Regions from separate parts of the Homo sapiens genome. Here region 2 is linked to region 1. Evidence: chromatin loops called from intact Hi-C (ENCODE). Cell type or tissue: GM12878. All regions are shown on one strand.

Region 1 (2,500 bases):
TAATTTCACCTCTGCCACTTACCAGCAACATCACCTCTTCAGTAACTTAAACTCTAAGCCTTGGTTTCCTTACCTGTAGAGTGAAAATGATCATATCAATCCCTGAAGGTTGAGGGGAAGATTAAATAGATGTAATACACATAAAACACCTTACACGCTGCCTGACACACAGTAGGCCCTCAGTGAACAGTAGCTATCATCATTACTCATATAAAATCATGATTATTCAAATGCCTTGCTTACGGTCCTATATCACAGAACCATATGATAATGGTTTATGATAATCACCAGACATCTCAAAGAATAATCCATTTTGTTCTGGAAGGATGGGTAAAGTCACCTCAGGCATGCAATGAAAAAAAAAAAACCAGCTGAAATCGAGGGACAATGATCCCATCTTGCACAGTGCAGACCTCAGTTTCTCCTGGAGAGGTCCAGTTTCCATGATTCTGATGATATAAATCTTCAAAGACAACATTTAGCTAGGGTATCATTGCCAGGAAGGTAGATTGTCTCAGAGGCACCACACTTTAGAGAAGAGATCATTCATTGCTTCTTAAAATTTCTCTTGGCAGGTTTTAGAAATAGACTAATGTGTCTTTGTAGAGTAAAATCCCCCTCCCCTGACCCCCCAGCAATCACGTAACATGAGTTTGCTCAGAGTTTATAAAAAATGGCATCTTTCAAATGACTACCATTGGCCTTACCTACTACAGATGAATCAAATTCCAATCCATCCTGATATCCTTAGGCAGGGCATCAACACTGATATAAGCCATAACTAAACACTACAGGTGCAGGGTCATCAAACTTTTTTGTAAACGGCCAGAATAGTCAATATTTTAGGTTTTGTGGGCCATCTGGTCTCTTTTGCAATGACTCAACTCTGCCACCGTAGCAAAAAAGCAGCCAAGGAGCATATGTAAAACAATGGACATGACTGTGTTCCAAGATTTTTTTATTTACAAAAACAGGTGGCTGACTCATGGGCCATACCTGATGTAAACAAAGAGAAAATTAAGTATGTAAAATTTTTATTTCACTTATAATACCTTGATTTTGATTCACCTCAAGCAGACTGCCTCCTCTCAGCTCTTTTCATTTTCAATTAAAAAAAACTTAATAGGTAATTGACACAAAAATGAAAGCAATATAAGGAAGTATACACAGAGTTCTCATTTCTGCCTTCATTCACTGTCTAACTTGCCCCCTACAGGTCACCACTTTTAATAGTTATTCAGAGCATCACACACCCTTCGCCCAGAAAAGGAGCACACAGTACTAGACTTAACTGTTCTGTACCCTGCTTTTGATTTAATTCACATGAGAAAACTTTCTATTAATCACATACAACTTCTTCGTTCTATTCTAGCTGCAGTCATTCCTAGTGTGAATGTACCCTCAGAGACTCAGCAGCCCCATACAGGACAATACTAGTTTCTGGTCTTTTGCTATTACAAATAAAGGCTGGGGGAAGAGTACAACAAAAACTTTTTTTTTTTTTTTTTAAAGACTGGGTTTCACTCTGTCACCCAGGTTGGAGTGCAGTGGCATGACCATGGCTCACTGCAGCCTTGACCTTCAAACTCCTGGGCTCAAGTGATCCTCCCGCCTCAGCCTCCCAAGTAGCTAAGACTACAGGTGCACGCCACCATGCCCAGCCAAAAACCTTTTATGTGTATCATTTTGTACAGGTATTGTTACAGCTACAGGATAAATTTCCAGAAGTGGGAATCCTGGATCAAAGGGTCAATGAATGTATGATCTGCTAGAAACTGACAACATGTCCTCGACAAGGGTTGTTCCATGTTCGTACTCCCACCAGAAGCACCCAGGAGTATCTTCTCACCTTATTTTCATCAGGAAAAAAGCTGAAAACTACTTTAAATATTCACTTAGGTACCTGCGTCCCAAAGACCACCCCATGTTCTGAGATTCGACAGAAGGATCCATGGGACTTAGTATATAGTTGTACTTAGAGCCAATATTTATTACAGCAACTTAACAAGGATACAAGGATCATAAAGGAAAAAGACACAAGCTGGGCACAGTGGCTCATGCCTGTAATCCCAACACTTTGGAAGGCTGAGGTGGGTGAATCACTTGAGGTCAGGAGTTCGGGACCAGCCTGGCCAACATGGTGAAACCCCATCTCTACTAAAAATACAAAAATTAGCCAGACGTAGTGGTGCATGCCTGTAATCCCAGCTACTCGGGAGGTTGAGGCATAAGAATCACTTGAACCTGGGAGGCAGAGGTTGCAGTGAGCTGAGGTTACTCCCTGGGCGACAGGGTGAGACACCACCTCAAAAAAAAAAAAAAAAAAAAAAAGGGAAAAAGACACACGTGGAGTCTGGAAGAATCCACATGCAGACTTCCTTATGCTCTCTCTTCCCAGGAGATATCGCATGGGCACACTTTGCCCCTACCAATGAAGTCACAATAATATGTGTGACAGTTCTGCCCAGAAAAGCTGGTTAGAAAGGCAGGCTGGTCATGG
Region 2 (2,500 bases), 100 kb before region 1:
GCTAAAAATTAATGCTTTTCTATACAGATTGAAACAAAAGAAATTTATGCTCAAAGGCAACTTTTACTAAAAGATATGGATTTGCTAAGAGGAAGAGAAGCAGAGCTGAAGCAAAGAGTTGAAGCTTTTGAATTGTAAGTAATGCATGTTCATTTTGGATATTCAGAATGATGAGATTAAAAAGAATTACTAAATATATATCTAAATATTCTAATGTTCATTGCCAAGTAGAGTTCTTATTTGTAAAGGGGATATCACCTAGAAGGTACAAATTAAGAGGAACAAACACTAGGGTTTTGTTTTTGAAATATTAAACATTAAGATGAAAAGACGAATGAGATGCTATCATCAGGCTACAGTAAGACCAGACAGATTATTTGGAGAAGCTGTTAATACTGGAACAGATCGTATGTTTTGCAGTTACATTCAGTCCCTCAGATCTGATAGTTCCGTGTGTGTATGTATAGTAACTGAATTCCATATATCCAGGCCTGCAGCTTTTACCAGCTGTGTGCTCAGAAAAGGAAGTATGGTGGTCCAACTTGACTTGTACTTGGTGAAACCATTTCTTTGTTACTCACTGTTTCTAAGTGCTCACAAATGTTTCATCCTTGAGATCTTACCTGGGATTGATGGCAAGTTCACCTGTCTATAGTTTGTGCAATAAGCCTTCTCTTCCTTTGGGAATCTGCTATTGACACCCATAGATACTCCAGGAATCTTAGTTCATTAAAGAATTTGGCTCCATTAATGTTTTTTTCTCACTTCTATAGGCTTGATTTGTTTGATTTCAACTCTCTGTCTACCTTACTCTCTTTTTGGCAATAATGAAAAGGTAAATTGATCAAGAGAGAGGAAATAGGCACAAAATTGGGGCAGAGAGAGTTCATCATTCCTTTACCTCCATTTTCTCTACTCTTGTTCCCTCCTTCTCAGCATATAAACTAAATAAATGTAGTTTACCTCTCCATGGCTTTCCAGATTACCAGCAGAGGGAGCTAATACCTAGAGCCTTTACCTGTTCTTAGACTAGTCAGCATTTTGTAGCACTTCTCAGGATGGCTGGATCTCACCACCCATGAACCTACCTCCCTGGCTAAGGAGTTGGTGCTATGGTTGATTTAAAGTCTCACTATGAAGACCATTCTATTCTTCAGTATTTGGAAGCCCTGATTGATCCATCTATCTTTTGCCCTCTCTTTTGGTACTTTTTTCAATATTCAATCAATAGGGTTTTTTGTTTGTTTTGTTTTGTTTTTAAGACACAGTGTCTCTCTGTATTGCCCAGGCTGGTCTCAAACACTTGGGCTCAAGCAATCCTCCTGCCTCAGCCTTCTGAAAAGCTGGGATTATAGGTGCGGGCCACCACACTTGGCTAAAGCTGATTGGTTATTAAATGACAAAAACACATATTGTACCTTGAATATGTATGGACTAATTAATTAAATCCCACAGTTAGAAACAGCATTATAGAAGATTTAAGCACATAAGTACACTTATTTGTTACTTTGTAACTAATAATATCATTATTTCATCCCAGGATTGATTTTGGCTATTTATCACCTATAACCATTGTTTGAGTGTTTATTTTCAGTGAGAAACCACTTCCCTCTTGAGACTCTCCCACTCCCCTCAGCCCAAAGCACAGTCAATTCTGCTAGTTTCAATATGCTGTAACTAGGTCAGTTCATAAAATACACTGAGGACTTCTGGCTCTTTCCTTCTACTTCCCAGTAGTGATATCATGTAGCAGTTTTAGTCTGTGGAACTAGACACATGTGATTTTTTCCTAAATTTGTTAGCTCAGCTATGGTAGTTTATTTACTTTTTATATTTTTGTTAATTTCAGGAACCAGAAGCTCCAGGAAGAAAAACATAAAAGCATAACTGAGGCACTTAGGAGACAGGAGCAGAATATAAAGAGTTTTGAGGAGACCTATGACCGAAAGCTCAAGAATGAACTTCTAAAGTAATTGTTTAGCATTTTTAAATAACTAATATGTTTAAATTAAATTGGTAGAAACATAACAAAAACTGACAAAGTAGTCTGTAACTTAGGCAAACTTTAGTGTTTGAAAAAAAAAAAACATAGTTTTATCGATACAGTCAATCCTTTCCTGCATTTGAGTTAGGATAGTTTTTAAAAGATAAGGGCCGGGTGTGGTGGCTCATGCCTATAATCCCAGCACTCTGGGAGGCTGAGGTGGGCGGATCACCTGAGGTCAGGAGTGCAAGACCAGCCTAGCCAACATGGTGAAACCCCATCTCTACTAAAAATACAAAAATTAGCTGGGTGTGGTGGTGGGCACTTGTAATCCCAGCTACTGGGGAGGCTGAGGCAGGAGAATCACTTGAACCCGGGAGGCAGACGTTGCAGTGAACTGAAGTTGTGCTACTGCACTCTACTAGCCTGCGTGACAGTGACAATCCATCTCAAAAATTAACAACAATAAAAAAATACAGAGAAGCACATCCTCTGCGCTTCTTATGGCTTCTCTAA

What was found. A loop is a pair of places that touch in the nucleus more often than their neighbours do. Peaks named below come from ENCODE experiments on the same cell type or tissue, not always from the same donor. Only the 100,000 strongest peaks of a DNase experiment are listed, where the experiment ranks them.
Region 2: a loop joins it to region 1, with 7 times the contacts of the local background. A loop is called at or near these places in 3 of 110 quality-filtered maps.

What each region holds. Positions count from the first base shown.
Region 1 is chrX:13,851,283-13,853,782 of GRCh38, forward strand. It overlaps a transcript of GPM6B not described here. Among named protein-coding and RNA genes, the nearest start is that of GPM6B, 35 kb to the left of the region's middle. In GM12878, a CTCF peak has its summit at 1,220 (motif pointing left); a DNase peak (open chromatin) is centred at 1,228.
Region 2 is chrX:13,749,400-13,751,899 of GRCh38, forward strand. OFD1 (OFD1 centriole and centriolar satellite protein) reads left to right here. Exons shown (of 23, transcript NM_003611.3): 9 at 28-134; 10 at 1,850-1,969. Among named protein-coding and RNA genes, the nearest start is that of OFD1, 16 kb to the left of the region's middle. In GM12878, a CTCF peak has its summit at 992 (motif pointing right); no DNase peak of the experiment used is centred here; H3K27ac peaks cover 1,433 bases.